Linked DNA regions of Homo sapiens: region 2 is linked to region 1. Evidence: chromatin contacts called from ENCODE POLR2A ChIA-PET data. All regions are on one chromosome and are shown on one strand. The core of a region is the stretch at or near the end of the contact, and the rest is flanking DNA. Distances in the headings are between cores, read along the strand shown. Region 1 has its middle 120 kb from the start of CCND2. Region 2 holds the start of SLC2A3 (solute carrier family 2 member 3).

Region 1 (4,140 bases), core at 204-2,703:
ACTGTTTTTATTAGTGCTCTATTACCGAGTTGCATAGATTTCTCAGGCCTGCCCAATCCTATTATTTTTAGCCTGTTATTTTTAGTGTGCAGTTTTACAGAATACAAAGTTTTTCAGGAATGTATGTATTATGTTACAGCACCTAACCTGTACTAAACCAATAGTGCTTATCTTTAACTGAACTAGAGTGTAATCACACCCACAGGATACTAAGCCATAGTTGAAAACAAAAACATAGAGCTACGTGGAAAAATCCCCACTGCAGAGTTAAGTGAACAAAAGCAAGCTGAAGCACAATACATACAGTATGATCTTATTCATGCAGTGAAGGGAAATAACCTTTGTAACAATGCTTTTCATTCTCTATGCATAAAGACACTGTATTCCATATGTCAGTAAATTAAAGGGAAACCTGGTAACAGCTTCGAGTTTAGTGAGAGAGGGGAGAAGGATCCCAGCAACATTGCCCTTAAATCCAGGTCAATGATGTCCTACTCTGGTCCCCTCTGGATCCTTCCCTTGGGACAAAAAGTTCTGCATTTAGTGGCACTTCCCTTTCCAGATCACAGTCCCTGGAAACTGGGACGCCAGAATTCTCTTGCGAGAGACTCCCGAGCCTGCTACATTTCTGGATCCATTTTCCTGACAATTGTTGCCTTTGTGCGCACCCTTAGGTCCAGGGAAGGGGCAGCGGGAAGAGAAGATGGGAAAGCAAGAGACCTCCACTGGTCCTGTTTTACAGGCAGGCCTGGTTACCAGGAGATAGAGTAGGTGCTGTCTGATCCTGCAGGAGGTTTTTTTTGTTTGTTTGTTTTTAGACAGGGTATTCCTCTGTCACCCAGACCGGAGTGCAGTGGCGCGATCTGAGCTCACTGCAACCTCCACCTACCGGGTTCAAGTGATTCTCCTGCCTCAGCCTCCCGAGTAGCTGGGATTAGAGGTGCCTGCCATCATGCCCGGCTAATTTTTGTACTTTTAGTAGAGACAGGGTTTCACCATGTTGGCCAGGCTGGTCTTGGACTCCTCACCTCAGGTGATGCACCCGCCTCAGCCTCCTAAAGTGCTGGGATTACAGGTGTGAGCCACTGCGCCCGGCCTGGTCCTATGGGACTTTATGTGTAAGGTCCAAGTTTTACAGGGAGAATCAGTTTTACGTTGTTTAGATACTTAACAATTAATTAAAACATAACAAAAAATTGCGATACTTTCTACTCATCTGGAAACTGGAACTAACAGGGTCTTTCATGATAATTCTTGATTATGGTTCCTGAGTTCGATGGGGAAAGAAATGGGGAAAATTAAGACATAGAGGGTGACAGGTGTCAGTGACTTCCTACTTTTAAAGAAAGCAGGCTTACTGTGATGGCTGCAGAGGGCTATGGGGTGAGAGTGGAATTCCCCAGAAGCAAAAGCCATAGCAATTAGTAGAATTTCCACCCCACTTCCACCCACTGTCTCACGTCCAGCCCATGGCCTGGCCCCAAGAAGCACCCAGGAAACAGTCCTGAGCAGGCCTTGTATCACACACTTCAGGGCAGTTGGTCAAATCTGTCATCAGAGGCGCCACAGACCAGGGGATTTCCTGTGGGTGGAGTCCTCAGCAAGGTCTTGGCACTATTCTGGGGTGTTCCCCAGCTCCCCCACACTGATTCCAGGAAGCCTGCCTGGGATTATCAGAACTTTGCTATCTTGTCCTCAGCTGCTTTCAACAAAACTGGGTGGGGGCTGGGGATAGGCCACCTGGTGAATGAGCCAAAGGAGAACAGAACCAGGAAGCAGCAGGCCAGCCATCTAGGTGTGTCTACTTATGAGCTTGGGCAAGCCATTTAACTCTGCGCCCCGCCGGTCCCCCTGCTACCTATAAAATTGGGATAATATTCCATCTCAGGGCAACTTCAGAAGGCTGTTGTGAAAATTAAATGAGATAAACAATCGATCTGATTTTTAAAAAAGACCAAAGACTTTGCATAGGCTGGGTGTGGTGATTCACCTGTAGTCCCAGCGCTTTGGGAGGCTGAGGCGGGAGGGTTGCTTGAGCCCAGGAGTTTGAGACCAGCCTGGGCAACATAGCAAGACACCGCCTCTAAAAAAAAAAAAAAAAAGACTGAATATATCTCACCAAAGAAGATACACAGATGGCAAATAAGCACATGAAAAGATGTTCAACATCATATGTCATCAGGGAAATGCAAATTAATACAATGATAAGACACCATTACACGCTATTAGAATGGCCAGCTCCAGAACATAGAAAACACCAAATGCTGGACAGAATGTGAAGCAACAGGAACTTTCATTCATTGCTAGCAGGGATGCAAAATGGTACAGTCACTTTGGAAGACAAGTTTGGCAGTTTTTCACAAAACTAAATGCACTTTTACCACACAAGCCAACAACTGATTGAACTCCTTGGTATTTATGTCCACACAAAAACCTGCACACAGATATTTATAGCAGCTTGTTGTTTTGTTTTCTTTTGTTTTGTTTTGAGATGGAGTCTTGCTCTATCGCCCAGGCTGGAGAGCAACGGCACGACCTTGGCTCACTACAACCTCTGCTTCCTGGGTTCAAGCGATTCTCCTGCCTCAGCTGCCCGAGTAGCTGGGATTACAGGTGCCCACCACCATGCCCGGCTAGTTTTTGCATTTTTAGCAGGGGTTTCGCCATGTTGGCCAGGCTGGTCTTGAACTCTTGACCTCAGGTGATGCACCTGCCTCGGCCTCCCAGAGTGCTGGGATTACAGGTGAGGGCCACCGTGCCCAGCCAGCAGCTTTATTCTTAATTGCCAAACCTTGGAAATAACCAAGATATCCTTCAGCAGGTGAATGGAGCAACCAACAATGGTGCATCCACATAATGGAGTATTATTCAACTCTGAAAAGAAATGAGCTGTCAAACCACGAAAAGACAGGAAGGAACCTCAAATGCATGCTGTGAAATGAAAGAAGCTAATCTGAAAGTTTACATACTGTATGGTTCCAGCTGTAGGACATTCAGGAAAAGGCAAAACTACAGTTAAAAGATTTTCTGGGGATTTGTGGGGAGGGGTGAGAGATGAATAGAGGGCATAGGGGATTTTGAAGGCAGTGAAACTATGCCGTTAGATACTGTAATGGTGTATATGTCACCATACATTTGTCAAAAATCATAAAATGAACAACAGGAGTGAACCCTGATGTAAACCACCGATTTTAGTTAACAATAATGCAGCAATATTAGCTCATCAATTATAAGAAATGTGCCAAACCAGTGCAAGATGTTAATAATAGGGGAAATTGGGAGGGATGGCATATGGGAACTCTCTGTACTTTCCACTCAATTTTTCTGTAAATCTAAAACTGATTAAAAATTTTGTCAATTAATTTTTTTAAATACTTCTACCTTCTTGGGTAATTACTTAACCTTTCTAGATCTTCATTTCAATTTCCTTAGCTATGAAATGAGGGGGTTTGACACGTGCTCATGTGGCTAGTGGCTACCATCTTGGATGGTGCAGATCTGGAAGATTTCCACAGTCTTTCTTTTCCTCTTATGACTTTTTTTTTTTTTTTTTTTTTTGAGACGGAGTCTTGCTCTGTCGCCCAGGCTGGAGTGTGGTGGCACGATCTTGGCTCACTGCAACCTCCACCTTCCACATTCAAGCTATTCTCCTGCCTCAGCTGGCCACGTATCTGGGACTACAGGCATGCGCTACCACGCCCAGCTAATTTTTTTGTATTTTTAGTAGAGACGGGGTTTCACCATGTTGTCCAGGATGGTCTTGATCTCTTAATCTTGTGATCTGCCTGCCTCAGCCTCCCAAAGTGCTGGGATTACAGGCGTGAGCCACCACACCCGGCCTGACTTTTTTTTGAGTACAGTCTTCCCTCCTTTTTTGTGAGTTGTTCCTTGTTTGGGTTTTCCGATGCCTTTTCACGATCAGGTCAGGGTGTTCTGAGTGTCTGGGTAGAGTTAGGTTCCTTCAGTGGCCGCAGTCTGGCCTTTCTCTGGTGGAAATGAGTGCGGTTTCTTTTGTACTTTGTAAGTGCTGGTGGCCAAGTCTCTCATAAACCTCACCTTAAAAGCATCCAAACAGCTAACGAGTTGAACCCAAGAGAGTAACGCTTTGTCAGCTCCACACTCAACAAATCCCTAGCTCTT
Region 2 (4,132 bases), core at 16-2,515, 3.8 Mb after region 1:
ATTCACTATCTTTGAGAGCCTTTTCTTCTTTAGTCTCATAATTTTCCATCCCTTTCTTATTTTCCTACATTTTCTTTCTTTCTGCTTTGTAGAGATGGGATCTCACTATATTGCCCAAGGCTAGTCTCAAACTCCAGGCCTCATGTGATCCTCCTGCCTTGGTTTCCCAAATGCTGGGGTTATAGGTGTGACCCACCACACCTGGCCCCTTATTTTTAGTTAAATTTATCTTGGTAAAAAATGCCTTTCTTGCTGCGCGCAGTGGCTCATGCCTGTAATCTCAGCACCTTGGGAGGCCGAGGCCGGCGGATCGCCTGAGGTCGGGAGTCGAGACCAGCCTGACCAACATAGAGAAACCCCGTCTCTACTAAAAATACAAAATTAGCCGGGCCCGGTGGTTCATGCCTGTAATCTCAGCTACTCAGGAGGCTGAGGCAGGAGAATCGCTTGAACCCGGGAGGCGGAGGCTGTGGTGAGCTGCGGTCGCTCCATTGCACTCCAGCCTGGGCAACAAGAGTAAAACTCAATCAGAAAAAAAAGAAAAGCCTTTCTCCCTGCAAATAATGCATATACAACACTCAATATTTTAGTATGTCCTGCACTCACGATTTTAACCCTAATAGGAAGGACAACTGGAATTCTTTCTCCTTAGCATCCACGAACCCCATATGTTATAGGACAAACAGATGGCCAGACCCTGGCCTGTGCCTCCAAACACAGACCTTTTCAAGGTCTAATGCTTCCAGAGAAGTCTTCACACTGGCTCTGAGACCCACACTTGTAATCCATACAACCAAGCAGCCCGATCCTCTAAACACTCAACCATCTCGTCCTCAGTGGCATATGGTTACCTAAAATAAACCTGAGAAGCAAACACAACTTCTCCGGGTGACTTTCCTATGATAAGGTGAACAGAACTGTATGACATTCAAAGAGAACTGATGAAGCGGCAGCAGTGCAGGCTAGAGACGAAATGAAAAGGCCTTAAGATAGCTTGGTGACTTAGGAGAAAATAGAACAAGGAGATTACCATTAATATTTGCCTTTCTGAGTGTATCCCAAACAAGCAAAAATAACCAGTAATTATATCATTCTTACCTTCTGTGTCCCCATCGCTGTAATCTAATTCAAGTCTTCAAGAAAGATCTAGGGGTGATTCCAGAAACAGCTTTTTCAGCCAACAAAACCTTCAAAATGTCCTTCTCAGCAGCAAGTTTTCTCCACGTCCTCAGGAAGGATCCAAAGTCTTACCATTACAGCATCTCTGGGTCTCGCTGGGATCATGACTATTTATAATCTCCGCAAAGGGTGGAGCCTGAAAGGGCGACAAGCCCCCAGCCCCACCCCACCCCACCCCACCCCCCTGAAGCAATCTTGTGATCTCTCGGAATTCTGTGTTATCAGAACTACCCCCGCCCCCGCCCCACAGACAATAACGCCCTCCCTCCCCCCTCTCTTAAAACCACATCCTTCCACTCTCTCCACCCTGGGTTTTTTTTTTTTTTTTTTTTTCAAAAGCTCATCCTTACTCCTTCCCTCTTCTAATAGCAGCTAGAGCCTCTTAGTTTCACAGACAAAATACTACCAGAAAAGCCTGGAGGGAGGGCAAATACACTATTTTATGCTCTCGCATCTGCTTGGGATTAAAACAATCTACAGAGAGATTAGAATAAATCTATCCATACAAAACGAAGTCAAGTGGGTGCTACTATCAGAGATTTAAGGTTGTTAGAAAGAGTGTTAGTAAGAATTCTTGATCCTATGAATTTATAGGCTGGGTCTACAATCTTTTTTTTTTCTTTTTTTTTTGAGACGGAGTACACAATCTTAAAGGGGAGGGAAAGACAGCCTGAGAGAAGAAAATCAGGGAAATAATTTTGCCAGTGTTCCTTTCTTCGCATAATCTCACCTGGAGGGAAGAAAATCTGAATTTCTAGGAGCCAGACCAACTATCAGGGCAGTAGGAATAAGAGGTTCAACTGTTTATGGAATACAATCCATATCCTTTTTTTTTTTTTTTTTTTTTTTTTGATATGGAGTCTCTCTCTGTCGCCCAGGCTGGAGTGCAGTGGTGCGATCTCGGCTCACTGCAACCTCCGCCTCCCGGGTTCAAGCAATTCTCCTGCCTCAGCCTCCCGAGTAGCTGGGACTATAGGCGCCCGCCACCACGCCCCGCTAATTTTTGTATTTTTAGTAAAGACGGGGTTTCACCATATTGGCCAGGCTGGTCTCAAACTCCTGACCTTGTGATCTGCCCGCCTTGGCCTCCCAAAGTGCTGGGATTACAAGTGTGAGCCACCGCGCCGAGCCCTATATTTAATAAGGCATTTGCCATATCACCCATTCTGAATTCTGCATCACTTTCTGCTAGTCTCAAGCTTATAGCATCTAGAAATGCAATAAATACCGAATTCAATTAAGCAGGTATTTGCCGAATACACGCTATGTATCAGGTACTCTCCAAGAAGCTGGTGATTCTTCAGTGAATAATAGAAAAAAAGGCCGGGCGCGGTGGCTCACGCCTGTAATCCCAGCACTTTGGGAGGCCGAGGTGGGCGGATCACGAGGTCAGGAGATCAAGACCATCCTGGCTAACACGGTGAAACCATTCTCTACTAAAAATACAAAAAAAAAAAAAAAAAAAAAAAAAATTAGCCGGGCATGGTGGCGGGCGCCTGCAGTCCCAGCTACTCGGGAGGCTGAGACAGGAGAATGGCGTGAACGCGGCAGGCGGAGCTTGCAGTGAGCCAAGACAGCGCCACTGCACTCCAGCCTGGGCGACAGAGCAAGAATCCGTCTCAAAAAAAAAAAAAAAAAAGAATAATAGGACAAAAGAGTTCTGACCCACAAGTCATTTATAGTGTTTCCCTTCTTCCCTTTTTATAAAGTATAAAAAGGGACTAGGGCAAGTAATTCTCACATAACTGGAAAAGATTATTAATATCCTATTAGTTATGGACTGTGAGTTTCTTGAAAGAAAAGTGTTACATAAGTATCTGATTACTAAGCTATACAAGAAAACTGAACAAGCTAAGCAGGAGAAGAAAATAGGAATGAGAACTGAGGGAGGGATAATCGGGGAGAGAGAAGAGTGGTTCCAGGTTGAGAGTAAACAAAGCAAAACAACTTGGTTTGTGTTTAAACAGCTGGGTAAGTGAGAGATAGTATCTAGGCTTTTTTGGAGGAGGAATATCAACTATCAAATTCCTAATGCCCATTCATTTGTAGCTTGCAACCCTTTCAGTACTGGAGGTGGCAGGGTGGGTGAAGGACGCTTGGTAAAGAGATAAACTTTTTCCCAGTGGTGAATTGGAGAAAGTGTATCTTCCTTTAGGGTTTTGGTTGAGGGCCTAGAATTCAAATTGATACTGCTGGACCCGAGAAAACTAGATTACTGTTGCTTCCTTTGCTTTAACGAGGATATTGTTAAAATCTGATTTGATGACAACTCCCCTCCCCCATCTCACCATTGCCTTCCAGGAAATGCTGAGCCAGAGGCCCCTTTAGTCACCACAGCAACTGAATTTAGTATCTAAAGGAAAAAGGATATCCCAAAGGGCAGTGCTGTCCAATAGAAATATAATATGAGCATGTCACATTATGGTTTCTAGTAGCCACACTAAAAATTTTAAAAGAAACAAGATAAATTTTTTTCATAATTATTTTATTTAACCCAATATATCCAAAACATTGTCATTTCAGCATGCATTCAATATAAAAATTAATAGTTTACTTTTTTGTACTAAGTCTTTGAAACATATTGTATATTTTAAATTTACAAATTAAAGGGATATGTAGCCCCACCAAAACAACAAAGTTGTGTTTATCAGGAAAATATTTTAAGTTGCATATCGAGCGTTGCATGCAGGCAAATTGCATACAGCCAAGCCTGGCCGCCTAGCCCAGTCGTACACCAGGGTGGTCTTGATCTCTTGATCTCTCTTTTTTTTTTTTTTTTTTAGACAGAGTCTTGCTCTGTTGCCCAGGCTGGAGTGCAGTGGCGCGATCTCGGCTTACTGCAAGCTCCACCTCCCGGGTTCACGCCATTCTCTTGCCTTAGCCTCCCGAGTAGCTGCGACTACAGGCGCTTGCCACCGTGCCCGGCTAATTTTTTGTATTTTTAGTAGAGACG

The links. ChIA-PET counts read pairs that join two places held with the same protein, here RNA polymerase II (POLR2A).
Region 2: POLR2A ChIA-PET joins it to region 1 with 21 read pairs in OCI-LY7. The contact joins the promoter of SLC2A3 here to the enhancer-like site in region 1. POLR2A ChIA-PET finds 5 or more read pairs at or near these places in 2 of 52 experiments (OCI-LY7 and activated T-cell).

Annotation. Positions count from the first base shown.
Region 1 is chr12:4,152,083-4,156,222 of GRCh38, forward strand. No RefSeq gene overlaps it. Among named protein-coding and RNA genes, the nearest start is that of CCND2, 120 kb to the right of the region's middle. RefSeq lists a cis regulatory region at 1,340-1,933 and an enhancer at 1,461-1,830. Within about 2 kb of position 1,454, at least 10 of the 41 ENCODE cell types and tissues checked have a DNase peak (open chromatin) inside an H3K27ac peak, as active enhancers do; they include OCI-LY7, where a contact is called at or near this core.
Region 2 is chr12:7,934,922-7,939,053 of GRCh38, forward strand. It overlaps SLC2A3 (solute carrier family 2 member 3), which reads right to left and starts at 1,266. Exons shown (of 10, transcript NM_006931.3): 1 at 1,099-1,266. The coding sequence starts at 1,113. RefSeq lists an enhancer at 1-327, a silencer at 1,395-1,444 and a cis regulatory region at 3,293-3,640.